6 separate regions of the Mus musculus genome follow, and all the other regions are linked to region 5. The links are chromatin contacts, found by Hi-C or POLR2A ChIA-PET in ENCODE. All regions are on one chromosome and are shown on one strand. Each heading gives the region's core, a stretch centred on a gene start or an enhancer-like site at or near the end of the contact. The rest is flanking DNA. Distances are from core to core; before and after follow the strand shown.

Evidence for each region. Hi-C counts contacts between places; a loop is a spot of excess contacts on that map. ChIA-PET counts read pairs that join two places held with the same protein, here RNA polymerase II (POLR2A).
Region 1: POLR2A ChIA-PET joins it to region 5 with 12 read pairs in Patski. The contact joins the promoter of Timm13 here to the promoter of Map2k2 in region 5. A Hi-C loop is called at or near these places in 1 of 37 maps with a recorded cell type or tissue (adrenal gland). POLR2A ChIA-PET finds 5 or more read pairs at or near these places in 4 of 5 experiments (Patski and embryonic stem cell).
Region 2: POLR2A ChIA-PET joins it to region 5 with 52 read pairs in embryonic stem cell. The contact joins the promoter of Gadd45b here to the promoter of Map2k2 in region 5. A Hi-C loop is called at or near these places in 1 of 37 maps with a recorded cell type or tissue (adrenal gland). POLR2A ChIA-PET finds 5 or more read pairs at or near these places in 4 of 5 experiments (Patski and embryonic stem cell).
Region 3: POLR2A ChIA-PET joins it to region 5 with 20 read pairs in embryonic stem cell. The contact joins the promoter of Pip5k1c here to the promoter of Map2k2 in region 5. POLR2A ChIA-PET finds 5 or more read pairs at or near these places in 3 of 5 experiments (Patski and embryonic stem cell).
Region 4: POLR2A ChIA-PET joins it to region 5 with 24 read pairs in embryonic stem cell. The contact joins the promoter of Cactin here to the promoter of Map2k2 in region 5. POLR2A ChIA-PET finds 5 or more read pairs at or near these places in 3 of 5 experiments (Patski and embryonic stem cell).
Region 6: POLR2A ChIA-PET joins it to region 5 with 12 read pairs in embryonic stem cell. The contact joins the enhancer-like site here to the promoter of Map2k2 in region 5. POLR2A ChIA-PET finds 5 or more read pairs at or near these places in 4 of 5 experiments (Patski and embryonic stem cell).

Annotation. Positions count from the first base shown.
Region 1 is chr10:80,899,618-80,904,584 of GRCm38, reverse strand. It overlaps Timm13 (translocase of inner mitochondrial membrane 13), which reads left to right and starts at 3,616. Exons shown (of 3, transcript NM_013895.4): 1 at 3,616-3,961; 2 at 4,035-4,103; 3 at 4,326-4,967. The coding sequence starts at 3,842. The coding sequence ends at 4,424. It overlaps Lmnb2 (lamin B2), which reads left to right. Exons shown (of 12, transcript NM_010722.5): 7 at 1-32; 8 at 197-470; 9 at 547-654; 10 at 1,016-1,135; 11 at 1,263-1,373; 12 at 1,685-3,222. The coding sequence ends at 1,726.
Region 2 is chr10:80,926,946-80,931,946 of GRCm38, reverse strand. It overlaps Gadd45b (growth arrest and DNA-damage-inducible 45 beta), which reads right to left and starts at 1,856. Exons shown (of 4, transcript NM_008655.1): 1 at 1,588-1,856; 2 at 1,398-1,499; 3 at 696-918; 4 at 1-414. The coding sequence starts at 1,631. The coding sequence ends at 301.
Region 3 is chr10:81,291,173-81,295,830 of GRCm38, reverse strand. It overlaps Pip5k1c (phosphatidylinositol-4-phosphate 5-kinase, type 1 gamma), which reads right to left and starts at 2,868. Exons shown (of 18, transcript NM_008844.3): 1 at 2,679-2,868. The coding sequence starts at 2,772. It overlaps Tjp3 (tight junction protein 3), which reads left to right and starts at 4,564. Exons shown (of 21, transcript NM_013769.3): 1 at 4,564-4,658.
Region 4 is chr10:81,317,905-81,322,741 of GRCm38, reverse strand. It overlaps Cactin (cactin, spliceosome C complex subunit), which reads right to left and starts at 1,639. Exons shown (of 9, transcript NM_027381.2): 1 at 1,296-1,639; 2 at 1-304. The coding sequence starts at 1,531. Pip5k1c (phosphatidylinositol-4-phosphate 5-kinase, type 1 gamma) reads right to left here. Exons shown (of 18, transcript NM_008844.3): 18 at 2,768-4,837.
Region 5 is chr10:81,104,111-81,109,018 of GRCm38, reverse strand. Map2k2 (mitogen-activated protein kinase kinase 2) reads right to left here and starts at 3,104. Exons shown (of 11, transcript NM_001347144.1): 1 at 2,781-3,104; 2 at 61-271. The coding sequence starts at 2,872. It overlaps Mir5615-1 (microRNA 5615-1), which reads left to right and starts at 4,346; the gene lies at 4,346-4,405. Mir5615-2 (microRNA 5615-2) reads right to left here and starts at 4,403; the gene lies at 4,344-4,403.
Region 6 is chr10:80,959,274-80,963,833 of GRCm38, reverse strand. The region is part of intron 2 of Gng7 (guanine nucleotide binding protein (G protein), gamma 7); the gene reads left to right. Among named protein-coding and RNA genes, the nearest start is that of Gadd45b, 31 kb to the right of the region's middle. Within about 2 kb of position 2,538, at least 1 of the 3 ENCODE cell types and tissues checked has a DNase peak (open chromatin) inside an H3K27ac peak, as active enhancers do.

The sequences.
Region 1 (4,967 bases), core at 2,367-4,866, 200 kb after region 5:
TACCGCAAGCTGCTGGAGGGCGAGGAGGAGAGGTGAGAGGGGCACTGGGACAAGGAGAGGGGCAGAGGGGGTCAGGTGGGTGGAGCCAGGCGATTGGGCAGAGCCAGGAAAGAGGGCTGGGCAGAGCTTCAAAAGAGGTCCAGAGGCTGCAAGTGGGCAGCATTCCGGCGGCCTGACCACGCCTCCCTTCCCACAGGCTGAAGCTGTCTCCCAGCCCTTCATCACGGATCACCATCTCTCGGGCCACATCGAGCAGCAGCAGCAGCAGCGGGGTTGGCATGTCTGTGGGCCAGGGCCGGGGCAAGCGCCGGCGGCTGGAGACTGAGGACACCTCAGGCTCACCCAGCAGGGCTTCCAGAGTGAGCAGCGGCTCCCGCCTGGCTCAGCAGACTGTGGCCACGGGTGTTGTGAACATCGACGAGGTGGACCCAGAGGGCAGGTTCGTGCGCCTTAAGAACTCTTCAGACAAGGTGAGCGCAGGCTGGGTGAGTGGGGAGGGCACCGCTTTCCTGGTGGCCAGAGGTTAAAAGCAGGTCTGGGTTGCAGGACCAGTCTTTGGGGAACTGGAGGATCAAGAGACAGGTTCTGGAGGGTGAGGACATTGCCTACAAGTTCACACCCAAGTATGTCCTGCGGGCCGGCCAGACTGTCACGGTAGGTACCAGCAGGCGTTAAGATGGGAGGTTCCAGGGTGGGAGGTACAGTATGGTTTTAGCATATTCTGAGACCAGCCCTGTGGCCGCTGGGCTGCACTTACAGCTATCACATCCTTCAGGGCATCGCACTGTCCCAAGTGATTCCCCATGTCTGAGGCCTGGCAGTTCACAGTTGTCAGTGTGGGTGCTCGGATCCCAGTGTAGTTCTCCAGCTGTGTGCTCGGGACTATTGTGAACCTGTCCCTTCCACATCCTGGGGCTGTTCTGCTGGGAGGAGCCAACTAAAGGGTCTCATGGTGGGCAGCCATGGCCTGGCCCAAGCCCTGAGGTGATTGGCAAGGGCCATCTTGGTTCCTCAGGTGTGGGCAGCTGGCGCAGGGGCTACCCACAGTCCCCCATCAACCCTTGTGTGGAAAAGCCAGACCAACTGGGGCCCTGGGGAGAGCTTCCGCACTGCCCTGGTCAGTGCCGACGGTGAGGTAGGTGCGCAGCCTGCGTGGCGGGGACCCAGCACTTGTGACGGAGCTGAAACCTGGGCTGAAACCTCTAGTGAGATGCAGCCACCAGCACTGGGGGTGGTCGAGTAAACTGGTGACTTTTGTGTAGGAGGTGGCCGTGAAGGCTGCAAAGCACTCATCTGTCCAGGGGAGGGAGAACGGGGAAGAGGAGGAAGAGGAAGAGGCAGAATTCGGTGAAGAGGACCTCTTCCACCAGCAGGTAGAGAAAGCGTGTGACTGGCGTCACACCTAGTGGGGCTTTGCACCTAGTGGGGCTTCGGGTACAGGTTCCACAGTCTTGCCTCAGATGCAGACTTACCCACTCACTGTGTGGGCTCTGTGACACCACAGACCTCAGAGGCCACACTCCTAACCCTTCAGCCAGGATTCCCTCTGCCTAGAGCTTGGGGTGGGGAGACAGGGACTCCAGCCCCCAAGTCTGGGCTGGGGACAAATGGAAGGCTCTGGAATAGGGCCTTTCACTTGCTTGGGAGCAGGCTGCCTAATTGCATCCTCCCTCATTCCTTGCAGGGGGACCCAAGGACTACCTCAAGGGGCTGCCGACTGATGTGAAACCTGCCCCACGGTCACCATGGTCCCCAGAGCCCCTAAAACTACTTTTTTATGGTCTGCTCTCACTAGTCCTTGGTCTGTTTCTCGATGACTGTTAAGCAACCATGAGAATGTGGGTGGGCTCTGCTGGGTTTCCGAGATGGAGGTGCCCTCTGCCCACCGGCCTGACCTGGCCCCATGCCGTCAAGATGGTATAGAGGCCTGGGGCTAGGAACCCGCAGGCTGAGGGACTTGGGCCTGGATCTGGGGCAGGAGAATGGCTGCTAGCTCAGGGTGGACTTTGTATGAAACTGGTGATTCAGTTGTTTTCTTTGAAGCCTTTCAAATCAAATCAAATTCAGAATCCAAGAGTGCTGTGGGGCCCACTAGCCTGTCAGGATGTGGTGGCTCTTAGGACACAGGGCAGACCCTCCTCTCCTGGAGTTGATGGCACCTGAAACCAGGGATGGCCCAGCTTTGTGCTCTGAATCTGAAGGGTTTATAACAGTCCCCAGCTCCAGGGCATTCACAGGCTTCTCTGGTCCCAGATTCTGAATTGTTCTAGTCCCTTCTAAAGCGGAGGACCAAGGAGGAGCGAGTTCACACATGGGACGACGCCTCCCATCCTAAGACTGAAGGGGACAGGCAAACCGTGGGCGTTGTGCCTTCAGGAGCAAAGGCTGCAGGTTCCCAGCCAGTGACTGCTCACATGAGTGTGGCCACACTAGCTATGCTCCTGGCCTCTCCTGTATGAATACTGTGTGGCCCCTCTGTGCCCCACCTCGATGGCAAGGCCTGGAAACTTGCTTCCCTGCAACTTAGTGCCAGGAGCCAGCCAGTTTCACCTGTCACCTCCCCACCACTGACACATGGTATTTTTTTAAAGAATATTTATTTTTTTACATCGGTCAGTAACGCAGCTCACTGGGATGATGCTCTGGGGGTTCAGGCCTGGAGCTGCCACAACTGGCAGCTTCCTTTACTGAGCTAGGGCGAGTTCTTTCTCTCTCCTGGCACAGCTGATGGTAGGAAGAGTCCAGGCCTAGTCTTCCCCCAAGGCAAGAGCTCTTGGCCACAGGATGCCACCACTGCCACCAACCTCCAGAACCCACCAGCCACCTCCTGCTTCTAGATACCTCCGTTTTCTTTGTGACCGGCGTTGGATCCTGGATAGTTATGGCTGGCTGCAGTCACTGCGCAGCTCTGCTGCCTTGCCCACAGGGCAGGTGTACTCTGCACTGGAGCTAGCTTCCTTGTATTTGAGGAGCAGGTCTAGAGTAATCTGCAGGTCCTCAGGGGTCTGTTTCTGGCCCTGGCTAGGTGAGATGGTTACCGGAGTGGCACTGCTGCTGGGGAGCCGCCGGCACTGCGCACATCGCTCAGCTCTACAGATTGTTTCTTTTATAAGATGCATGCCAAACGTGTGTTCCACCTTTTCTTTTACGCCTATGATTTGTAATATACATTTTACAACTGGAAACTTTTGTATACTCAAATAAACATTGACTTTAACTGCAGCCTCAGAGTAGATCTTCAGATTAAGATAGGAGCAGCAGGCTGGTAAGATGGCTCAGTGGGTAAGAGCACCGGACTGCTCTTCCGAAGGTCCGAAGTTCAAATACCAGCAACCACATGGTGGCTCACAACCATCCGTATAACTTTAAAAAAAAAACATATTAAAAAAAAAAAAAAAAAGCAGCGAGGATTTTATATTGTACGCATGCGCAGCGGGGAGGTCCAGGACAAAATGACCCTGGTCCAGCCCTTGCCAGGGCGTCAAAAGTCAGTGGGCTCACGCGGGAAGTTGCACAGCCTTCTGGGAATTGTGGTTCGGGTTTCCTTCCTTTCTAGAAGCCAAAGGACAGTGCTTAGGGACGGCGCGCACAGCCTTGTGGGAGCAGGAGTTTGCAGTTTCCCATAGAGCCTCCGAGGTCAGAGTGCACGGCGCGCACGGGTTTGTGGGAGGTGTAGTTTAACTTGTTTCCATGGTGACTCAGGCCGCAGCTTTGTCAGACTGCTGACGACGCGCGCTGCCTTGTGGGAATCGACTCAGCCTCTGTTTCCCGTGGTGCCCCGGCTTGGCTTCCGGGGCGTATGGTCGGTGTGCGCGACCGTGGCCCGGTTGACTGAGCAGCCATGGACAGCGGCTTCGGCTCGGATTTTGGCGGCACGGGTGGCGGGAAGCTGGACCCGGGGGCCATTATGGAGCAGGTGAAAGTGCAGATCGCCGTGGCCAACGCGCAGGAGCTGCTCCAGGTGCGGGGCGCGCCGGGGTTGGTGGCGGGGTTCCCCGGGTGAGTCCCCGCTGAGACCTCGCGTGTGTCCACAGAGAATGACGGACAAGTGTTTCCGGAAGTGCATCGGGAAGCCCGGGGGCTCCTTGGATAACTCGGAGCAGGTGAGACATCTCGGGAACCCGGGGTGGTGAGGGGCGCGGGGTCAGGAGCGTCTAGGAGGTTGAGAGATGTGCGCGTGCGCGGCCTCTAGCCTTAGCTACTGAGGAAGTTGTGCGCGTGCGCGGGGTGAGGACCCGGCTTCTGTGCCTAGATCGGTGCAGCCTTCATGGGTGATCCTCGGGTCGTGTGACCGTCAGTCAGGGATCCCCCTCCACGCTTTGCAGAAATGCATCGCCATGTGCATGGACCGCTACATGGACGCCTGGAATACCGTGTCCCGCGCCTACAACTCTCGACTGCAGCGGGAACGAGCCAACATGTGACCGGGACCTGTGCCTCGGGACACCGTGCTTATGGTCTGAACTGTTTTCCCTGCCAGTTAGGGTGTCTCCTCCTAGCCGCCCTGAAGTCTGGCAGCATGGAGGGCTTGGGGATCGAGGCCTCTCCCCTGGGTTGCTGCGTCCAGCTCAATCTCAGAAGAGAGTGAGGACCCGACAGAGCACAGGGATCTGGCTGGCCCCACTGACCTGTGACCTCAGGAGAGCAGGCCAATAAATCGCTGCTGGGGCAGTAAAGCAGGCGTGTCACCTCACTGCTTCAGGTCCCTTCCCCTGAGTAGGCCCAGACCTCCCAGGGTATCTTTCCCCTTGGGGTCAGTGGGCTGCTGGCTCTCAGGGAATTCGGAGCATGATCTCAGGTGTTTGGTCATCCCGGGGAGACCAGCCGAGGTTAAGAAGCAAGGCTTCATGTAGCCTTCACCTATCATGCATGAGGCCCAGGGTGCTGACCTTAACTCTGAATAAACCAAGTGTGGTGCACACCTGTCTGCCCAGCACTTGAGGGTGGGTTAAGTGTGGAGGCAAGAG
Region 2 (5,001 bases), core at 607-3,106, 180 kb after region 5:
GCAGGACTGCCAGGCCTTGGCTCTAAAGTCTCAGTCTCCTCTTGCCTGAGGTGCCCTCCTTCCGACCTCGGCGACCACCTGTGGTGCTGCTCCTGGCTCCACAGCCCAGAGGGCGGGCGGGCGCACGTGCCCCTCTCCTCATCTCAGTCTCGGTGACTCCGCCCCTCCCAGAAGGTATCACGGGTAGGGTAGCCTTTGAGGGATTGTTCTGGGGGATGAGGGGGCTGTCAAATATGTATTTTATTTACTTTTTTTAGGGGACAGCAACTCGACAGTTGCTTTAGATGTTTGGAGTGGGTCTCAGCGTTCCTCTAGAGAGATATAGGGGACCCATTGGTTATTGCCTCTGCTCTCTTCACAGTAACTGGCCACCTCCACCAAGCCTTGGCTTTTCCAGGAATCTGTATGACAGTTCTGTTGGAGGGAGAAAAAGAAGGGTTTAGTGGGAGTTCTAGGAGTTAGGTAGGGAGCCTCTGTTCAGCGCCAGGGGCCCTACTGGGGAAAAACAGGCTGGCTCAAAATAGCTGCCAGGGTGACTAGGCAGCCCACGGGACATGCCAAGCATGGCTGGGCACTGAGCTGGTGCTGGACCAGCCAGCCCAGCTATGTTGACAAACACGGGACCCAGGTGACCAGGACGGGTGGGTGGGGCGGGGAGAGAGAGAGACAGAGACGTGGGGGGGGGGAGGGCTCACCGTGACCAGGAGGCAGTGCAGGTCTCGGGCTTCGGTTGTGCCCAATGTCTCCGCCGGCTCCCCCAGGAGCTGCGCCAGCCTCTGCATGCCTGATACCCGGACGATGTCAATGTCATTGTCGCAGCAGAACGACTGGATCAGGGTGAAGTGAATCTGCAGAGCGATATCATCCTCCTCTTCTTCGTCTATGGCCAGGAGGCACAAGACCACGCTGTCGGGGTCCCTGCAGGAGAGAAGGAGTGTCAGGGGGTCGTCAGACCAGGAGCGGGTGTCACCGTGCACGGGGTGGGATAGGGGGATATGAGCTCCAGGAACCGCAGGCGGGAAGGGTGGACAAGACCCATCGTGCATCAGGAGTGTATATAAGAACAGCCCCCCAGCCGCAGTACTGCACGGGTGCTGGGGTGGCCGACTATGCAAATACTGATGGCGGTGGGGGAGGAAGCACATAGTCCAAAGTTACTGGGGTTGCCTTGTCAAAACAAAAAACACAAAACCTCAAACTTGCGAAGTCAGGGTTCTGCAGCGACTCTCTTTCCTCCTCCCCAAAAAAAATTCTCTGAGAAATGTCGCCCTCCACTCCCCAAAACCGAGAGCGCTGGGAAAGTCCCCCAAAGCCCCGAGCCCTATAGGGATGTTGGAGCGCGCGTGCATCAGAGGGGCGCCCCCACCCACGCCCGAGAAAGGGGGGTGCTGACTCACACATTCATCAGTTTGGCCGCCTCGTACACCCCCACGGTGAGGCGATCCTGACGCTGCGCGGCCACCAGCAGCTGCTCCACCGCGGCAGTCACCGCCTGCATCCTAAAAGGCCAAATGGGGAGATTAGCCGATGACAGCCCCGCAGACCTCAGGCGGCGGGCGAGAAGACCTCAGCCTCTGTTGTACTCACTTCTGAACCGCGTTGTCGCTCGCCACCAGCTCTTCCAGGGTCATGATGCAGTCACACTCCACAGCGGACCCCCACGGAAGATCCCCAAGAGCAAAGTACAAGTCCAGATACGAACCCAAGAGGCAAAAAAACCTTCCCGTGCGACCAGAAGTGTCGGAGGCCTTCCGGAGGCGGTGGGACTTCCCTTCCCAAGAAAAAAGTAGGGGTAAAAAGAAGATTGCAAAATCCCCCTCGAAATTAATCCAAGAAGACAGAGATGAACGCAGACCCAGGGTTGCTGCGGAGTGAGCGCGCGGGCGCTGCGAGCGGTTTATATGACTTCCCGGGTGGAGGCGTGGCCACTGGAGGCATGCGCTTTCCACCCATTGGTAGATGCACAAAGGGCCGAGTATCCCGCGCTGAGATTGGCTGGAGATGGAAAGGGCGGAGCTCGGAGCTCCGGCGGCCCCACGTGGGGGTCAGGGCTGGGAGGAGCGTGAACGCCAGCAGCGGCGACAGCTAGAAAAGCCAGAGAGCTCTAGAGAGAGAGCTCTAGAGAGAAAAAAAAAAAAAAAAAAAAAAAAAAAAAAACCACAGAAGTTTCTCTCCTGATTTCCCGGCAGCCGCGCTACGCAGGCCGCGCGCGGGGTTTCCAGCGCGAGAGGCTGGCCTGAACTTTCGGGGAGGGCTGTCTGGAATCCCCTCGCTGTCCCCGGAGAGTCCCTAGCCTTTCCCAAGCTCTGAAAGAAGGGATGTGCATGCGCCAGGAGGCTTACTAAGTGTTCTGCCGGCCTTGTAGAGTTGGAGAGTGTTTAAATAACGTCTAGGGTATACAGTAAACGTTTGGTAAGTTTGAGGACGGTGGGATCCTCTCCCCAAAGTGAGAACTACCAAGGCACCCTAGCATCGCCAGCACGAAGGTGCTTTGAGAACGCTCAGCCCTCTAAGGCCAGGGTCGCGGGAGGAGAGGCACACAGGAAGCTTCCTAGTGGTCGTGGTAGGTGGCTTGGCGGTGCCCCAGGGGTCCTGGCTGCAGAGCACTAAGGGATCGCAGGGGGAGAGATCCGGAACCCTTTCTCCCTCCTCCCGGCACCCCGAGAATTTCACGTGTGCACGGGAGGCGCAGGTGAAGAGCCCTCCAGACGCTCTGCGGAGTGACCCTGCCCCCTGCCGGCTGCCTCACCGTCTATCCTCAGATCGATTCGCCACACTTAACCCCTGAGGGGGAAGCCAAGTGGCAAAACCCGAAGGGTACTGACCCGGGGAGAGGTGACTGAAAGGCAGCCGCTCTTATGTCCCTGGCATTTTTGTAGTGCGTAGCATGAAGCACAAGCCCCTTCTTCCACGCGTGTCATTTATCTTTCCAAGATTTGTCAGGCAAAGGAATTGATATCTGCATTATGCAAAATGGAAACTGAGGCTTCCAAGGGCGTTCCAAGCCACAGCTTGAGGGCTGGTAGTCGACAGCAAGGACACGAGCGAGGCAGATAGACCCGCGTGGGATTCTCCCACGGTGCACGGGGGCTCCCGGTGAATCACCCTGAGTCGCCTCCTCCGCCAGCCTGGGTCCTGGCCTCGGCCGCGCGGCTCGGTTCCCCGGATCCCCGGATCCCCCGATCCCGGGTCTGGTGACGCATCCTGCTTCCTCCGCGCCACCCACCCAGCATGCGAAATGTCCCTGGCGTGAGAGGCGCGGCGGCGACACCTGGTGGCCTCATGAGGTCTCTGCTCACGCAGCTTCCGGAAAGGGAGGGGGAGAGAACACTTGGAATGATTTTTTTTTTTTTTTTTTTTTTGAGACAGATTTCTCTGTATAGCCCTGACTGTCCTGGAACTCACTCTGTAGACCAGGCTGGCCTCGAACTCAAGAGATCCGCCTGCCTCTGCCTCCCTAGTGCTTGCTGGGATTAAAGGCGTGGGCCACCACTGCCCAGCGATTTTTTTTTTATTAATTTTTTTTTCGATGCTGGTGATGAATCCAGGACTTCGTGATGCCTAGCAAGCTCATCACCAATATCTACATACCGCTATAGCCCAACCTGGAATAATCTATACATACAGTATTTTAAATATCAAACATGAAGGGCAAGACATCCTCCACAGGATGGAGGGTTCGAGCTGACTCCTGCGAATTGTCTTCTGATCTCCGTACCTACTCCAAAGTGTACTGTGTCCTCACACACAAATAAGTAAACTTTACTAGATGTGTATTTTAATAGTCTAAATTGGCTGCTGGACTGTAGCAATGGTTCAATGGCAGAGCACGTACTGAGCATGTGTGAGGCGCTGTTTTCCACCCCTGTACCACACGAACCCTATGGTGGTACACATTTGTCATCCCAGCCCTAGGAAGGAAGAGACCGGAAGATCAGTCAGTAGGTCAGGATCATCCAGGGCTATGTAGTGAGTTTGAGACTAGCCTGGGCTAAATGAGACCCTGTTTTAAACCTGGGGGTGGGGCTAGAGAGATGTCTCAGCCTTAAAGAACACTGGTTGTTGCCAGGCAGTGGTGGCACACGCCTTCAATCCCAGCACTTGGGAGGCAGAGGCAGGCGAATTTCTGAGTTCGAGGCCAGCCTGGGCTACAGAGTGAGTTCCAGGACAGCCAGGGCTACACAGAGAAACCCTGTCTCGAAAAACCAAAACGAAACGAAACCAAAACAAGACAAAGCAAAACAAACAGCAGGGGCAGAGAAATGGCTCAGAGATTAAGAGCACTAGCTGCTCTTCCAGAGGAACAGGGTTCAATATGGCAGCTCACAACCATCCGTAACTCCAATTTCAGGGGACCAGACACCCTCACACAGACATGCATACAGGCAAAACACCAATGCACATAGAAAGTCAAAAGGAATGATTAAAACACAACCAAAATCCCAGAGGCCTTACTTCTAGAAAGACACCCTGAGTTGGAGCTGGGCTAGACAGAGAAAGGAAAGGTCAGGAGGAGGGGAGGGTCTGTTGGGGCAGGGCACTACAGGACTCTCACAACAAAACCGGAAATAGGGTCGGGGGCGTGGGAACTGCCAAGACAAAGGCTGGAGCTCCTGAGAGGAGATGCTTTGGCTGTGGTCAGGAGGCCACCAGGAAGGGCCTAGACTCCTGGAGGGATCCCAGAGCATTTTTTTCTTTTTTGAGACTGAATCTCATGTAGCCCAGGCTGACCTTACTTAACTGTGTGAGCCCCTGACAATCCTGCTGTCGTGAGTTACATGGGCCCCCACAGCTGATTTATACCATGCTCTGGGGCCCTTGGATACACTAGGCCAGAGCCCTATCTACTGAGCCCCAGCCAAAGGGTTGTGATCACAAAAAGAGAAAGAGCTGTAAGAATATGTTCTGGTGGGGTGTGAGTGAGGGGGATGCCTCAGCAGGCCCATGACCAGGCAGCCCTTCCCCCGAGGGACCGGACATACACCGGTATAGTATAGTATG
Region 3 (4,658 bases), core at 1,619-4,118, 190 kb before region 5:
ACTACAGCTGCCCAGCTCCACAATTGAACAAGGAGGCAGCCAAGGCACACTGTGGGACAATGGGCATGACCCATGTGCTGATAAAACTTTATTGACAAAACCTAGCACGTGGGCTGCAACTACTCTGTCCCAGCGTTACCTTGCTCTTGCGCACACCATGACCCCAACAGTCCAATCGAGGAAGGGCCCCAGAGCCTCTCTCCATGGGGGAGACTGAGGCAGCTGTCATCCGACTGCATGACCTCAAGGATAACACCTAGGCGAAGACTTGACTGAACCTTTTGTCTATAAGGCCAACAGTTCTGATCCTGACATGGAGGCCACCACCTCTTACTGGCACACCTTGACAGTCACTGCACACCTGTTGAATGCCACCCTACTCTGGTGCTGAGCCACTGCAGGAACATAGAGGTTCCCATGGCTGGCGTTGAGGGTGTGAGGAGTAGACAGGGAGGGAGGAGGGGATGGGCAGAGGGAGGGCCCTGAGCCAGGTTTTATGGGGCTCCTTATGGAACAGAGAGCTGGTGAAAAACAAAATGAAGGATGATGATGCTGGACCAGCAGAGGCACGGGGTGGAGGAGACGTGGGCAGGCTCTGGGGTGATTTTAGAAGCAACGCTGACATAATTCGCCACCAATTTAGATGGGGGAGGAGGCAGTGGCAGGTTGGGACCACCGAAGCTCAGGAACACTCACACCAGAGCCCAGGCAGGTCACCAGGCCCGTGTCCTAGTATCCAGGATTCCCAAGCCATACCACACACCCAGAAATCGCACAAGGGCCCCAGCAGCCACAGGAAGGCAGGAGGCAGGCAGTTTTTGGGCCAGGCCTCTGGAGTAAGGAGACTTAACGTAACTGGATTCTAAACACCACAGAGATAGGTTTCCTTCCCATCAGATAGGTGGAAATTACCAGAGCAGATAACAGGCTGCTGACAGGGCTGCAGGGGAGACAGGCACCACAGAGCACCAGGTCTTCTGGGAAGCGGGGTAGGCCTCACTCTTCCTGCCTTTGACCTCCAGTCCCCGTGTGGCTGGAGACACCGACACTGGACACCCACCCTGTTCACGTGGAGGCAGGTATGCAGTTGGTGGTAAATAAATGCAACTGACTCCTTTAAGGCAGTGCTTCACAACCCAAGGTCAGAGCAGATCCAGATGGCTTCCCCATTTTACAGGTGGGGACACAGCAGGGAGTCTGACGGGAGGGTGGGACTCACCAGCAGCTATGGGATTCTGTGTGGATGACTAACAGGACTCTAGGCAGGAAAAGGAACTTCCGGGAGAGACAGCCCCTGGGGGTCAGTCAGGCACAGGTTTGTCCAGAGTTCGGTGACAGACCCTGTCTGCTCCAGCTAGTTTGTCGGCCCCCCTACCCCCCCCTGTGACGAAAGGCTCCATACAGGGACAATGTTTGTGGACTCTGTCGTGGGAACTGAGTGCCCGGAGCAATCAGGTTTATGGCCACTAAGGGCCCTGCTGTCCCCTGCACAATTTCTCCAGCATGGCATGGGACACCAGGTGACAAGCCCAGAAGGGCAGGTGGCTGGAGGCTAGAAGCAGGTTAGCTACCAGGTTCCCAATGGCATAGAAAAAAAAAGCTGAGCGCCTGGGGTTGAAGACCCCTGGCTCCCTGGCTCCTCCTTCCCTCCTGGTCTTCCATGAGGACAGCGAGGGAGAACCTTGGAAGCCTAAGTGAGCCCACAGAGACCTAACTCAGCTGTCAGCCACAGAGCACTACTGAGGGAGCCTAGAGTTCTGTGAATCCAGAAAGTTCCTGTGACCTCCATGGAGAAGGGAGTGTTCTGTTCTCTTTCAGCTGTGCATCCCGACCGCCCTGCATACAGACTGCAAACCCAGAGATGCTGCTCTTGACAAGGAAGGGGACACCAGGAAGCTGGGTGGCCCCACAGGGTCCAGGGAGAAGGGACTGGGAGGTTGGGGGATTGACGGGTCATCTGCTCACCCAGCCAGGACAGAGAAGACACCTCAACATCATTCCTTTATCCTTCCCCAGCCCGAATTTTAGAGGGAGGTAAACTGAGGCCAACATATCGGTGATCAGTGATGTGTAGCAGGGAGGGACCAGAAGGTGACAGTTGCAAGATTGACAGCCCAGCAAAGGGGGTCGCATGGAGGACACACTCGCCCTTCTTTGCCAGGCAGTGTCCGCAAGTGGGGTCCCCCATTAGAATGAGGGTGCTCCAGCATTCCCACACACTGTGGAGAAGCCACTCGCCACACACTCAAAGGGGCAGATATGACTTGCTTGTCTCTATCCCCTGCAGCAAGAAAACGGGTTCCCTCTATCTCCAAACCGGAGGACCGCTTCACTGCTACCGCATGCATCTAAAAGAGGCTCGCTGCATGCACACGCTGCCAGGATAAAGAGCCGCACCCACGCCCGCCTGCAGCTCCACCGTGTCACCCAAGGACCCTAAAATGGGCCGAGCGCTGCAAGCCCCGCATCCCCGGGTGGGGCGGTGCAGCCTCCCCGGCCGGAACGCTGATGCCCCCTCCCCCGCACACGCAATGGGAGAGCGCGTGAACCCCCGTGCCGCGCTTGAGAATGGATCAGCCCGGCAGGCCGCACCGCAGCGCGAAGCAGGCGGTCGAGACCACGCGCCACGGCGGGGGAGAGGGGCGAGCCCATCGCAACGACCAGGGGGATCGCATTACCTGCCGCCGCCCCACTCTCCGCAGACCAGGCCGCTTCCGCCGTCACGGCCCCCGCTTCGGCGCTCTCCGCCTCGTCCGGCACCTCTAGCTCCATGGCCGAACGCTCCGGCGGCGGCGGCGGGCCCGAGGATGCACCCGAGCTCGGCCGCCGCCGCTGAACAACAAGCGCCGCCTGCACTACAGGGCGGAGGGAGGGGGCGGGGCCCGGGCGGAGCCTGGCGTCGACGCGAAGCTCCTAACCAATTGGATATAAGGACTGGGCTTAGGGCGGCACACACTCAAGGGAGTTGCGAGCGCCCTCCGGCGTCCGGTGCAGGAAGAAACGTGTTCACGTGCGGTATGGGGGCGGAAGGCGGGGCCTCAGCAAAGTGAGGAACCTGACCAATTAGGTAGCAGGGGTGGAGCTAAAGTGAAGTACGACTCACCAGCGCCTCCAAGCGTCCATAGAGGGATGAACAGACCAGCTCAAACAAACCAGAGCGTCTGCAGGGGACCGAGATGGGGCGTGGTCTAGAGTCTACTACAGCCAATCGGATATCAAGGGGCAGAGCCTAGACATGAGGCTCAGGGGCACCCTAGGCGGACACTACACGGAGGCAGAGGCAAGCTAATCTAAGACTAGCCTGGTCTACATAGCAAGTTCCAGCCTAGCCAGGGCTACATAGGTGGGACCCTATCTTTGAAAAAACAAAACCCCAAAACTAAAACCAACAAAAAACCCACAACTGGGCAGTGGTGGCACACAGCTTTAATCCCAGCACTCTGGAGGCAGAGGCAGGTGCATCTCCAAGTTTGAGGCCAGCCTAGTCTACGAGATCCAAGAACTCAGAAATCCTCCTGCCTCTGCCTCCCCAGTGCTGGGTCTGAGTTATCCTCAGCTATATATTGATTTAAAGAGACCAACCTGGGCTATAGGAGTGTGGGCGTTAAAGAAATTTATTACATATATTAGAAGTGTATTTTACTACTGTCATTTTATCGCTTTACAACATAAGTTATCAATAAAAATAAGCATATGTCATATTGCAAAATAATAAGATGTATGTAATATATATTGTTTGTTGTGTTTTTGAGACAGACACTCCAGTCTGAGCTTCCTCCTTGCTAGGACAGGCGTGGACCATCCGTTAAGACAATTGCATCAGAAAGAGCGCTTTGGTGTGTGGTGTGGACAGAACTTGACTTAAGCCTGGGCTTCCAAAGTGTGGTCACTGGAGCCCAGTAACAGCACCTTCTGAAAGCGGGTTAGAAGCCTGAATCTGAAGTCTTCTTGCCGCAGGAACTAAGATGGGGTCACCAACTCCTCCAGCGATATGGACACCTGATAAAAGCTGAGATCTCTTTGGGCATCACAGGAAGGAACTAGGTCAGGAGTGCTCGAATTAAGAGGAAGCAAAGTTCAAAAAAAAAAAAAAAACCAAAAAACCAAAAATAAAGTCTGAAACTGGAAAGTCACAAGGGGTCAGGTGTACAGACAGGGAAGTCAATGCCAATAGAGTAGATAATGATCTTGGGTGTGGCTAAAAGGTGTGGTATGGCCTACAATTCCCCAGTGAGGGGGCTGGGGACGTAGTCAGGGGTGGAGTTCCCGCCTAGAATCCCATAGTAATGAGCTGGGCTGTGGCTCCATGAGAGTTTTGATTATTCCAGTGTCCCCCCTTGTGATGAAAGCTGGAAGCTTGACAGCGGGTAAGTTGCAGCGCGAGGCACAGCCCATTCATCCCGTAGGATGCTCAGTGTTTTGTGAGCACCTACTCTGTGGTGTAGATGCTGTGGGGTGCAGGGCTAGCTAGGCCTCTCTGGGTACTCAGGGGTTAAGGCCTGTCTGGCCACGTGAGAGCACCTTGCGACTGAGCCACAAACCCTCCCACCTGCAGGCCGGCCTCTCTTGCACTCACAATTGCGCACAACCTGCACAGTCCTGCCGGTTCCACCCGGCAAAGGGACTCGCCCACCGTTCCTTCCACTCCGCTTTCGCTG
Region 4 (4,837 bases), core at 390-2,889, 220 kb before region 5:
CTTGAGCAGCTCTTCTTGCTGCTTCCGCTCCTCACGAAGCCGCAGCCGTTCCTGCAGGCTCTGCTGCTGGCTCAGGGCCAGGGTAGCTGTCCCGGGACTCCGGGAGCGTCTTGGGGAGTCCAAGCTAGACGCTGATGACCCCGGGGACCACGAGCGCCTGTGACCCTTACGGGCCCAGGAGCCCTGAGCCCGCTCCTCACCCGAGTCAGAGCATGAGGACTGGTTCTGTGAGTGCCATCGGGGTGGTCGAAGGCTCTGGCTTCGCCTCCTAGACTTCTGCCGCTGCTCTCCTTCCGAATCTGACCTGTGGGAAGGACACATCAAGACCTGTTCAATGCTGGCTGCTGCTGGGCACCATCCTAGGTGCTGAGGTACTTGCCTAGAATTCTAGCCTCACCGGCCTGTAAATCACATTGCTCCCCACATGAGCTAGGCTGTCCTTCATAGTAGAGCTACACAAGTCCCAGGGCCATAACAGACAATACAGCAAGAGAAATGAAGGTTAAAAGTGAGGGAGTAGTTCTTTTTTATGTAGTTTTTATTTTCTTTTAATTTTTGATTTTTTTCGAGACAGGGCTGGCTTCTCTGTGTAGCCCTGGCTGTCCTGGAACTCAGAGACCCTCCTGTCTCTGCTTTCTGAGTGCTTGTTTTATTTTAAATATGACATCTACAATGCTATCAGGTGGGAACTCCCTCTACAGCCAGGCTGGTTCTTATCTGTCTCCTAAGTGTTGGGGTTACTGGTGTGTACAGTGCCGTCAAGTCCTGCTGAGATGACAGGTAGAAGGGATGAGAAATGACAGACGAGAGGCCCAATAGATGGACTCTCTGACAGCCCAGGAACCACGAAAGAGGAATACCACCAGGTAGTATTTTGAGGACATGAGTTCGAATCCCCAGTACCCACAGTAAAAGATAGATGTGGCTGTTCGGGCTTGTATCTCCAGTGCTGTATGAACGGTGTCCTGATTAGGCTTTGGTCAACTTGTTAGAAGTACTGCCAGTTGAGAAGAAGGGCTGTCAACTGAGCAGAATTAACTATGAGGAAATGCAAAAAACCTTAACTGTGAGGCAATGGCTTGTAATCCCGAGCATTCCAGAGGCTGACGCAGGAGGCCAGCCCGGGACAAGACAATGTCTATGAATGCAGAGGTGGCGAGTGGAGTCATTCGGTCCCCTATGCTCATGGCCCGCGGTCCCCGGAAGTCTCCTTTGCCCCGGCGCAGCCCGGCATCTCGGATACTGCCCCGCCTGTCCCTCGGCTCCCAGGCCCGAGCAGCCCCCAGGACGCTCACCTGCGCCCTCGGCTGCGCCGCTTGCGTTCGCGCCGCCGCTCGTGTTCCCGTCGCCTTCGGCTGCTCCGCCCATGGCTCCGGCTCCGGCTCCGGCTCCGACTCCGACTCCGACTCCGACTCCGACTCCGGCTGCGGCTCCGGCCCCGGCTTCGACTCCGCTGCTTCCGACCCCTGCGACCCACAGACCGTGAGCGCGAGCGAGAGTCCCGACCCATTTGGCGGCCCGCGCCGCGCATGCGCGCGCGTAAACAACCAGGAAGCTTGGCGCCGGGGGCTTTCCTTTGGCGCGGCGCTCTAAGGACTGTCCAAAGTGCGCCTGATCACAGGGAATGACTTACTCCCTCTAACCGGGACTCCAGGGACAACATAACCCGAGATTTCTCCGGAGTTCTCAAGCTGGGAACACATAGTAGATTCCTAACGGGACGCCGTTAGAACTAGCGGATTGACGCTCCATTCATGCAGTGAAGGAGACTGACCTAGGTGGGCCCTCCCTCGCGCCCTAGGTGACCGGCGAGTAGCGTGCTTAGGGAGGCGGAGCTACGAGGCGGTTGTTCCAGGGCGGAAGAGGCGCCTAGTGGGCGGAGCCTGCACTTGCATGGGCAGTGCCCTAGGGGCGGAGCCTAGTAGAGGAGCTTATGGGGAAAGAATAGGGCTGGGTTAGGCGGGGCTTACGGAGATCGACAACTGTAGATCGGGAGACCCGGCCGGGGACCTGCGCTGGGCGTGGCCTGAGAAGGAACGCAAGAATGGCGGTTACGGGAGCCGGGGTGGGCGGGGTCTGGTAAACTAGATTGACAGGCGTAGACCAATGGGCGGAGGAGTGCATATCAGGATTTGAGAGGGTGGAAGAGGGGCTGATTGAGGCAAGATTGACATCTGTAACTACGAACTGTGAATGGGTACGGGCAGGATATGTAGTCGAGAGTGGCCGACTGAGGAGTGGGAGGAAGTAGAGCGGCGGTGGGCGGGACCTTGGGGGCGAGATGGACACATTGGATCTGAGGGCGGGGCCAATGAACCCAGAAACTGCGCTTAGGGGTCTTGCTGGGCTTGGAAAAGGACGTCAAAGGGGCGTGGCTAGAGTGGGCGGAACTTAAACCTGCAGGGCCCGGTGTACTTCTAAAAATTGAAACCCGGAGACCCAAGCGCTCGCGGGAGTCCTCGGTTTCTAGGGTAGCCTTGTAGCAACCGGTTCCGAGCTAATAAAACAACAGGACATGAACAGACAGTCTCTGGCTGACTCCAGGACGAGTCTGAGTACTACTACGCCCGCCAGCTTGCGTACTGCGCTCAACTTGTGGCTAATCTATGGATAGGGAAGTTTAGGCTTGGAGAAAGGAAGTCATCTGCGAATTGGGATTCATCATGTGGGATCCAGGGAGGGTTTAGAGCGGGGGAGACAAAACACGTGGTGCCCACCCTTCGCCTGCTCTCCCATCGCACGCACGCATAAGTCACCGGAGAGGAGCTGTTTCTTATTAGAGATTTATTACAGATCTCAAAAAGAGGGGCTGTGACAGGTGGGGCGGGGACCTGGACTGCATACATTTGCCGGCTGCGCTGGAGGGACAGGCCCCTCTGGTTGGTGCCAAGAGGACACTGTGCTTGGATTGTCAAACACCAGACCACATAGGCTGAGGACGAGGGATCCCAAGTCCTGATGAGTAAGACACACGAGGTTTGTAGTTTACAGAATGGATTCAACAATAAAAACAGGATTGGGGGGAGGATGTGCGATGCGATTTTTAACCACCGGAGAGTGGAGCTAGGGGTGAGAGACAAGGGGCTGCAGACAGTACCGTGCCAAGGGACCCCACGGGGAGGGCATATTGCACTGAGGTTGATGTGGGGCTGGACAGGGGACTTGCTGGGATGGCTTGAGGAGAACAGAAGTGGGCCGGAGAGGGCACCTCTTCAGCCTTGGAGGAGCCCCCAGGCCTTACAGTACAGTTCACACACCGTCCACGGTGGGGCAATAGTGGCCGTTGGAGAGAACAGGATGGGGACACGATGGGGAGTCACAAAGATATTTACAGATTCTCTTTTGAGAGGGTCTCATGTAGCCCAGGCTGGCCTCCAACTGGTTACAGCCAAGGATGACCTTGCATGCCTGCTTTCTGCCTCTACTTCCCAAGTCAGGGACGGCAGCTGTGTGCCACCCCATCTGGTTTCTGCGGTGCTGGGATGGAACTCAGGGCTTACGCAGCTGGGTGAGCTCTGCCCACTGAGTGGTAGGGCCAGCCCTGGGAGTTTTATCTTTTGGTCTCATTTCGCTCTGTAGCCCAGGCTAGCCTGGAATTTGCCACAACCCTCTTGCTTTAACTTTCCAAGTGCTGGGATGACAGGTGTGATATTATACCTGCCTGGTCTGTGCAAGGCCCAACCCAAGTTGCCTTTGCAGCCCCTGAATTAACTCCTGCAGCAGCTTACCAGTGTGTTCACTGTGCATCCCAAAACAGGAAGGGGACTGAGGTCCAGGGACAGACATCTGTCCATCTCTCCTTCGGTTGCCCCACCCCCGCACGGGTCCTGTCCCTGGCCATGCCTTTTCTGGCCATGATGATTGTGTCATGCTCCTCACTGCCTCCATGGCTGCTGCAGTCCTTGGAAGCCAGCCAGGTCCTGACCTCTGTCCCTGAAGGTGCAACCCAAGAGGCCTACGCGGCTGGCCCAAAAGCAGTGGCTTCAGGCTGCTGGCTTTCAGAACATTTCAGCCTGATTCCTCCTACCAGCACACCGTGGGTGGAACATCCATGAAGCAGGGGCATGACACGATTGGACTGTACCCAACACACTGGGGTGTGCCCAGGGGAGGAGACTGGCCGCAATCTCCCTGGTGTTCGGTGGACATAGTTGGCTTTGCTGAGGTGATGTCACTTTCTCCCTTATTTTCTTCAGCCACGGTGTCTTAGGACCCAGCCCTCAGCCTGCAGCCTGACTGTGCCCTTCTTAGGGCAGAGAATCCCCTGGTAGTTGAGGGGACCCACGGCACCAGCTCAGGGCTTCAAGGGGATGAGAGGCAGACAACATGGACCCTCCCAGTCCAGCATTAGGTGACAGTCATGCGTGGGGATGTCCTTCCAGTGGCAGTAAACAGATGCAGAAAGACCACAGGGCATGCCTAGTCCTGGTTTGCTCGGGTCCCAAACCTGAGGTGACAGAGGGGCTCTGTTGAGGTGACCCAACTCAGGAGCACACACCTGGGCTGGCAAGCGGAGGCTCCAGGGCCTGTCTCCTCTGCAGGCCATAACAAGAGCCCTAGAGTGTGTGGCTTTTACTGGAGCTACGGGGCCACTGTCCCCAGAGTAGTGAGACACGTAGAGCCTGATCCACCTAGGCTGGTGGCTGCAGCCTCTTCCTGGGTTTTCTGTGTCTTGTCGTCTTTCTAGAAAATCACACCTGTGCTCACTCTTCGTCCAAAAAAAAAGACCCAAAATAAATACAGGATGGGCACTCCAAATCTTGCTGCCCCAACAGGCACAGGTAGCAGCTGATGGCGGCCTGAGCTATCCTGGGTCTGGGCCTGGCCAGTGCCGTCC
Region 5 (4,908 bases), core at 1,855-4,354:
AGCATCATATGACCAACCATAGAAGATGACAGGACAAATGCCCACCCAGAACCTTCTCACCTTTCTGGCCATGATGAGGCCTGACGGCCTATGCCGGGCCTTGGTGACCACTCCGCCATTGCCGGCACCCAGCTCTGAGATCCTCTCAAAGTCGTCGTCCTTGAGCTCACCGACCTTAGCCTTCTGGGTAAGGAAGGCCTCCAGCCGCTTCCTTTGCTGCTCATCCAGGTCCAGCTCTTCCAGCTTCTTCTGGAGGTCCACCAGGTTTGCCCTGCAGCACCCCAGGAGCAGAGGGTGAGCCAAGGACCTGAACTCCACGCCTGCGCTCCAGGATCCCCATCATGTGGGAAATGGACACATTACTAGACTCAGAGGCTGGGTCTCCAGGTATGGAGGAATCATGACAAACTGCCTCAGAGAACCCCCAGTACCCCCAGGCTACATGAAGAGGCAAAGGAGCAGAGGCCAGGTGCACCAAGGCCTAGGCTAAGACCCTGTCTTTATGAGGGCATTTCAAGTAGCTTTGGAGCCAAGAACCAGGCCCAAGAGGGAGGAGATTAAAGTGGCAGCAGCCATGCCTGGGATTTAATTGTATGTGTGATTATGCTAATCAAAGCTGAGGCCACCCACACACTAGGTACACCCATATCCAGTCCCTCACTGGTGGATTCTAGGTAGAGGGGTCTATCCTTTGTGACAGGGTCTAAAAGCTACCCAGACCACCCCTGAATGCACACTGTGACCTAGTGTGGCTTGAATTGATCATCCTTCCTCAGCAGCACCGGCTTGGCTTTTATAACTAAGAAACCTGCCGGGCAGTGGTGGCGCACACCTGTAATTCCAGCACTTGGGAGGCAGAGGCAGGCAGATTTCTGAGTTCGAGGCCAGCCTGGTCTAAAGAGTGAGTTCCAGGACAGCCAGGGCTACACAGAGAAACCCTGTCTCAGAAACAAACAAACAAACAAACAAACCTGTTCCCACCTCCATCTTCATCCAAGGGGAGGGGAGGCCCTCAGAAAAGCCACCCACCTGACCATCTGTCACACCCAGTTCTTGCACACACATCCCATGAGCCTGCTAGCATGAGAATGCACCAGTCGCCCTTACAGGACCCCAGGCTGTACTGTATGTAGCCCTTGAAGCACTCAGCACCTTCTGGCTGCCCCTTTATCTTGTCCTTAGCTGCTGGGAAGCACCTAAGCCCTCCCATGTCTCCCAGTGGGTGTTTTAAGCCATTAGCTTTGGCTAGCAGGATTCAACCTCCAAGACCTAGCACCCCCTTCTCTGACATTTTTCATCATGGGCTTCAGTCTCTTAGGCACTTCACCCAACGCCTCAGGTCCCCCTCATGCCATTACTATAAGTTCCACACTGGAAAGCCTTCTCCCCATTCTTTCCTGGAACACCACACCCCAGGCCATCTTTATGCACTCTGGGGTCCTCAACAGCTGCCTTCAGACTGAGGCACTTCCATCATGCTGATATGCCCACAAAGGGGTGTCTCACCGAGTCTTTCCTGACAGAGGCCTCCCTGGTCTGGTATCACTCAAGGATTCTTAGGCTGTCCTCACCTGGGACACCCCTCTTTTCCCTTCAGGAAGACCAGCCTTCCCCTTCTCCTCCCAAAAAAACCTTATCCCTAACCTTATTTGATCAATCGTCCTTACTTGACCCTTTTTCAGGAAGGCTTTGTACCCAACTGCATCGCTCATCCCACCCCATCATAGTGAGTCTGTTACCCCCACACCCATCTCCAAGGGCACTGTCCACTTTCCACTAGGTCACCATGTACTCCCCAAGCCAGGCTCTCCCCTGCACCTCCCCTTGCTTCTTCCAACAGGTTCCTTCCCTCTGCCCCTGCAAGGCCAGCCTTGCCTCCTCAGACAAGTCATGCCTTCAACTGCTCCACTCACCTGGTACCCAGTCTTAAGCGCTAGGCTAGGCTACCCCGCACGGCCTCTGTTCCTCTAACCATACCACACCTCACACACACACACCCGGAAAGCCTCACTGCTCCCCTGATTCTCCTGGCCACCTTCAGGACGTCTTCTTTCTTGGGTCTCCAATTGCCCTGCCTCTCTTCAGGCCCCTCTCCTTACTCCAAGTCATACCTCTCTCTAGCTCCCCTTTCTTGGTCCCAACACCTGCAGGACCTGCCCCCCTCTTGTACCCACGCCGCCCCCTTTGCCCCCTGTTTCCCCTTCAACAGCAGAGATTTTCCCAAAGCCATTCTCTCAGATCCCTGCACCTTGTCCCCATCCCTACCCTGCCTCAGGCACTGCTACTCTCCAGACCAACTTTTCTAAAGCCAAGTTCCGGCCGAGGCCCCGCCCCTCTACGCTCACAGGACTCAGGGCTCTCCCCTTGGGCCACGCCCCTCTCCCATCTGGCCAACCTGATAAGACCACCAGCCTCACTGCTCTGGCCCCGACCCCAACCAGGCTTTTGTTCTAGTCCTCAAAGGCCACGGCCCTCTAAGCTCACAGGCCACTCACCTTAGACCACGCCCCTTTCCCCGGGCCAAGCTGACACACCACGTGACTCACCCAACTGGCCCTGCCTCCACCCCCCCCCCCACAACCCCCTCCATGCCCGGACCCCCAACCAGGCTTTGTTCCAGCCCTCGAACTCCACGCCCCTCTCACCTCCATCCACACCATTCTCAGGACCAGCCCCTGTCCTCCCGGGCGCTGCTATCCCTTCAGACCACACCCCCACTTGTGGTCACGCCCCCTTCACGCCGAGGCCCGCCCCTGTCCTCACACGCCCCGCCTACTCACTCAGAGGCGCCCTCGCTGGTGGGGGACGGGCCCTCGGCGATGGTAGGGTTGATAGTGAGTGCCGGTAACACCGGCTTCCTCCGGGCCAGCATCGGGGCTCCACGGCCAGCGGCGACGCCTCAGCCGGGGCCCATAGGGGGCGGCGCGACGCGGGCCCGGGGCTGCGGCCTAGGCCGGGCAGAAGGTGGAAGGCGGACGAGCCCGGAGCGCCGGGGCGAGCAGACCGACGCCGAGGCCGAGTGAAGCTGACGCTGCAGCGCAGCCGGGAGGTCGGGGAACAGGGGGCGGCCACAAGCTCGCAGGCCGAGCTCTCGCGAGATCTTTTTCTGCGAGGTCCCGCCCTCAACCGAGGCGCATGCGCGAGGTGGCTCCCCGGCCTACTGTAGAAGGGCAGAGGCGGACGCTGTGTTTAATGTTTGCGGCGGTGCAGTCGTCTGTCTGTACGATCAGCTTCCCGGGGTCGGCTGCGTGTGCGTCTCAAACGCGGGTGGGGTTACACACGGCAGGACCGCGAGGAGACAGACCTGCCAGCATCAGTCGACTCAGACTTGTTTAGTTTCATATATTTTCCTAGATTTGGCCGCTGGGACCGTAGGCCTGAGCTACCTTACCTGCTTCCTGCTTTGCTGCGGCCCCGTGTCCTATAGGCGAGAGCGCTACCCACTGAGCCCTACTTCCTGCTGTTTGTTTTGTTGCTTGTTTGTTTTTGTTTTTATTTTGAGACAGAGCCTCAGTACCCCACCCACACTGTTCTCGAAGTTACTGTGTTGTCCAGGCTTCACCTCCACTCCCTGCAATCCTCCAGTCCCAACCCCTAGTGTTTTACTGTTCTGCAACAATCCCATAGCCCTACAGACCTTTCTCACGGCCCTTCATTGAAGCTCGGGTATGGGTAATACATAAATTCCCTTGGTCCCCATCCCTGACGGTCACCATTTCAGTGTGTGAATCCGAACACTTCTTGTGGTTAGGGTCACTTATGTCTGGCTTGTTTTTCCTTTGCCCTCAAGGTCCATCCACAATGGTTTGGATGGCAGGGCTCTCGTCCTTTTCCTGGCCAAATAGCATTCCATTGTGTAGACATACCACTCAGGGCTGGTTCTTTGTCCAGGGTCACACTCTTGGAATTCAGAGTGTACAGATACATAGTAAAACCCCTGCTCTGGGCTCTTGAGCAGGCACATGGAAATCAGACTTGCAGGGTCTTGCTCTGCAGCCCACGGTGGCCATGAAGTTTGTTCTGAGTGACAGCATCTCACAAGGAAGTTCTCCGCGTTTTTTTACCTCTCAGATGGTAAAGATGAAACCCACCAGGGAGGCAAGCAGGCTTTCACCTGGCTACAGCCTTTATTCAGTTCAATGACTTTGAGAATGTATTTTTTTGTTACAATTTTGTGAGAACAAACCATTTTATTTTTTTAAGGTTTATTTACTTATTTATGTATGAGTACACTGTAGCTGTCTTCAAACACACACTAGAAGAGGTCATCTGATCTCATTACAGATGGTTGCGAGCCACCATGTGGTTGCTGGGAATTAAACTCAACACCTCTGGAAGAGCAGTCCTTGGTTGTTTTCTGAGACAGAAAAGAGTCTCATTTTCTGTCTCAGAAAACAACCAAGGACTGGGGTGTAGCCCAACAAGGGACCACTTTCTGCGGCTGGTAGTGGAACCCAGGTGAGTGTTCTGCCCAGTGGAGCCTGCCCCGCTCAGTTACTGTTTTATAAGTCTGTGGATTGTTCCCAGGCCAGCTGCTAAGGAGAAGCTGGGGAGAGACCTGGTTTACATCTGCCTTCATGCATCATTGCAGACAGAAGTCCGGGCCTCAAAACACCATAAATGTCACCACAGCGGTTTCCCAATCGAAAATCCTTGTCCACCAGCTGCACATGGAGCAGATCTAGGCAGGGGCCTTCCCTCTCTTTCTACTCTGTAGAAAGGATTGAACTCAGGGCCTCAGGCTTGGGTGCAAGCTCCTCTGCCCGCTGACCCTCTTGCCGATCCCAGTTGTCCGTTCATTTGTCAGGAGTATCCTGCCCTGCTCACTGGATGCTTGCACTTCAGATATGTCTGGGGTCTCGAGCTCTGCCTTGTTTTCCAGCAGTCCCCGGGAACATGCCCTTATTC
Region 6 (4,560 bases), core at 1,289-3,788, 140 kb after region 5:
GTTCTGGCCCAGCCCCCATACCCAAGGTTACAAACTCTCACATGATCATGGCTACCCTCCACACACACACACAGCCAGAGAGGACCAAAGGCCACCACCCACTGCCCCCAGAGTGCCAGATGGGTAAACAGTGCTCCTTTCTCTCCAGTTCCTGTCACTAAGGTGACAGCCCCGTCTCTGTCAGCACAAGTCAGCTCATTTTGGGGCTCTGCACTGGGAGCAGGGCCCGCCTGAACTATCTGTTTTTGCCTCTCGTGGACATTTTACTCATAGCTATTCTTTGGCCCTTTTCTAAATATAGCCACACAGGGACCCATTTACCCTGTGAACAAAGGGGCCACGGCTGACAGAGAGTCACAAGATGCTGTTTTTCATCTGGGTCACTGGTTTCCCTCGGAAATACACCCCCAAGTCCTGTTGTGAGGTCACACACTGTCCTCACGTGGCCAGCCCCACGCCATGACCCTGAGAAGCTACAAGCTTGACCCATCCATCTTAGGGAGGGCTCACCAGGGAATCCCAACATGCATGCATTCCTATGGTTGGACAGAGGGTGTCAACCTCTGTCCATGGCTCTTAGCTCTCTCTAGTGTCCACTATGACAGGAGAGCCTGCTGGGGGTCAGGGGACACAATGAGGGTCCCCATCACAGCTGCCAGGAGAAGCACAGAGGAGCAGTCCTTCAGAGGCTTGCTCAAGGCCAAGGGCAGCACCTGCTGTGACCATCACCTTCTCTGTGGAGACAAAGCCAAGCTGAGATCCCCTGGGTGCTAGGGACATTATGCTATAGCATTCTCTACGGGGGTGGGGGCTGCACCCATTCCATACCAGGAGCTCCCCAAATGTCACAGTCACCTCCATATGGGAGCCCCTAGGCCAAGACTCACTGAATAAACACAGACCAGGCGAAGCCAAAAGAACAGTGCAAACAGTTGCACAACTAAATTGGAAAAATCAACTAGGGTTGCACGGGTGGGGAGAGGAGACGGCACAGCTGCCATAGAAAGCAGTTTGGCAATCTCTGAAAAAAATTAAAAAAAAAAAAAAAAGCCAAACCAAGCATAATCAATCACGTGACCCAGCAACTTGAAATTCACACACCCACCTCCCCCATCCTGGGCTCCTTCCTGTGTACATGCCCCATGGACATGCATTCATCACCAAGGTCCTGGTGTATACAGCTGGCATGCAATTGTGTTCAAGACCCTTGTATATATAGTGGTGTGACATCGTTGCAGAGACCTTGTTTTCAGAATTGGTGTGCAGTCATCACTGGGACCCACCCCTGTGTATACAGTGGTGTGCAATCATGGCTGAAACGATTTTTGTATACAGTGGTGTGTGTTAGGCTGCACAGGTGCAGGGGGGCTACAGCCAGGCTCTATGAGTAGCACTTCAGCCTGGTTTGTTTGGCTTCTGATCTGGGCTCTGTAAACACAGCTCCTTTCTGAACACCATGTGCTGGGAGCGAGCAGGCGTCCTGCGTCTGCCTCCTGCCCATCCGGCCTCGCGGTTTGGTTGTGTTTTGTGTTTGTTTTCCACTTATTTCTTAACTTATTTTTTGGCAGGCAGGAGGAGAAACCAGGGAGGGAAAAAGTGAGCCGGATTCCTGGATGTTAATAGGAAGATAGGAGTGAGACATGGTTCTCTAGGAGGCTGAGGAGAAAACTGAAGTTCAAGGCCAGACTGGGCCGCTTAGGGACGCCTTGTCTCAAAATAAACAGTAAAAGGGAACGTGGTCAGAGAGGAGTCCCTGCCTGGAATCCCCAGTGAGGGGCTGTGGGGGTGGCCAAGGAGAGGGTCCACTCCTTACACGCTAGATCCAGCCTAGAATCCCTCATGTCCAGCTCCCCCCCCACTCCCCCCTGCCCCGCCCCCCACCCAGTCATATCCAGCCTCCAACTTTCACCGACCCAGTCTGGACGTTAATTTTTCTTCCTGAATTAGACAGAGTTCATTTCCAATCCAGTCTTTAGACACACACACACACACACACACACACACACACACACACACACACGCGTGCGCCGTCTCATGTAGCCCAGGCTGGCTTCACACTCACTCTGGGTGACCCTGGGTTCCATCCTCCTGCCTCTGCCTGCAGAAGCTGGCCACAGAACTCGGTTTCTGTGGTGCAAAGGATGGAGCTCTCAACCCCAGCCACTTCCGTCTCATCCCTTCATGAACACGCGGGGGTGGGGTGGGGCTGGCACAGGGGGCACCAGGGAGTCCCTGGGACCACACCACCCCGAGGCCCTGATCTTAATCCTTTCCTTTGCTGGTTTCTGGCTCCCGCACTGGAAAGGGACAGGCAGACACACAGCCTGGTTCCCTCCTATTCCCATATCCAGGCCCTGCGGGGAGGGAGGTGGGTATCTTCCCAGCTGAGACCTCCCCAGGGTTGGCTTCCTTCTCCCACCTGGGGACCCTTGTCTCTTTCCCCCACCCTTTCCCCAGCATTCCCCACATTCCGGTCCCCTGACACAGGATTCCAAGCTGGCCCGGGACTTTCTCAGCAGCAGAGAAGACTGCGGGAGGGGAGGGGCGGCTGTGCTTTCCCAGCCTGTGGGAGTGGCGGTGTCCCAGCTATGAGAGCTATGCCCGGCATGCACAGGTTCTCCAGCATTTTTGGATCTGAATGTCATTGTTTCCTAAAGTGGATTGCGGGGGGGGGGGGGGGCGCGGACGTTAATGGCCCCCTCAGCTCTACTTTAGAGCCATTGTAGCCTGGGGAGATAGCCCAGGCTATATCACACTGCACTGACTGCTTCAGCAGAGGACTCCAGTTAGGTTCCTAAACCCACATGGGGTTCACAACCCTCTGTGACTCCAAGCTCCGGGGGCGGGGGGGGGGGGGGGGAGACGCCCCCTTCTGGCTGCTCTTGGAAGTACACAAGGCATTGTGTGAGTTTTAGGCCAATTGTACTGCAGAAACAAAATTTAGCCAGGTGTGAACCATACCTTTAATCTCCTTAGAGGCAAGAGGATCTTTGTGAGTTCAAGGCCAGCCTGGTGCCTATAAAACCTTGTCTCAATCAATCATCAATTAATGCTACAAAGTGCACAGCTTGGAAGACAGCCATGTGGGTAAAGGACCTGAGTTCAATCTCAGAGCTAGGTCAACGCTCCCAGCCTAGGTTCACGCAGCATTGATTTAATTCCAGTTTTGTTTTTCTTTTGAGCCTTGGTCTCACTGATGATCCCAGGCTGGCCTCAAAGTTGTGACAGTCCCTCTGCCTCAGCCTCCAGATTTGGGTAGACAGGTACTGCAGAGGGTGGATGGAGTTACTCATGGCTGGTGCTGGGCTCAGTGCAGAGCACTTGCTTGGCATGCTTAAACCCTGGGTCTATCCCAGCAGGTCAGGAGTTCAAGGCTATCCTCAGCTACTTAGGGAATTTCAAGCCAGCCTGGGTTACATGAGACCCCATCTGACAAGGAAAGGAAAGAGGGCTGGTGAGAGGGCTCAGTGGTGAAGGGGCTTGTTGCCAAGCCTGATAACCAGATTCAGTCCTCCTCAGGACCCACTTAGTGGAAGGAAACAACAGACTCCCCAAAGCTGCCCTTCGACTTCCACACATGTGCACTTGTAAAGAGTTCCGGGTCTGCCGAGCTTCAGAGCAAGGCTGTCTCCACAAACACACAATGAGCTGGTGACAGTGTCAGGCAAAGAACTCCAAGCTACATAGGAGGCTGAGGCAGGAAGATTGCTTCAATGCAGAAGCTTGAGACCAACCAGGTCACAGAAATTTCCACCACCCTAGACCGTCTCTTCATTATTGTTATTGTTGTTGTTATTGCTTGAGCCAGAGTCTCATGTAGCCAAGGCTAGCCTCAAACTTCCTATGTGGACAAGGATAACCTTGAACTCCTGATCTTTCTGCTTTTGCCTCCCAAGTACTTGGATAACAACTTTGCAACCCCATGCCCCATGCTGTACATGGAACCCAGGGATTCAGCATGCTGAGCAAGCACCCTGCCCACTGAGCTACAAGCACTGCCAACTGACATACAAGCACCTTGCCCACTGAGATACAACCACTACCCATTGAGCTACAAGCACTGCCAACTGACATACAAGCACCTTGCCCACTGAGCTACAACCACTACCCACTGAGCTACAAGCACCCTGCCCATTGAACTACAACCTGCTCACTGAGCTACAACCACTGCCCACTGAGCTACAACCACTGCCCACTAAGCTACAAGCACCCTGCCACTAAGCTACAAGCACTGTTCCAGCTGAGTTGTCTTCCCCATGGCTCTGGCTGTGAACATCTCACCATATTGCGCTCACAACACCAGCACATTCCAGAACATGTTTTCATTCTCTGTCCACAAACAGGTGACCTGAGCTCATCACCTGACCAGGTTGTGCAAGGTGATGATCTACAGGTATTTTCCTCAAAGTCCACATGCCTCAGAAAGAGGTCATGGATGCGGGGTTCCTGTCTTGGGTGCAGAAGGACAAGCGTGGACCTGTTGCTCCAACTCAAAGCCACTGTTTTCTGGTTAGAGAAGGCACGATTTGAATCTGGGGTATGGGAGAGGGGATTCCAGAG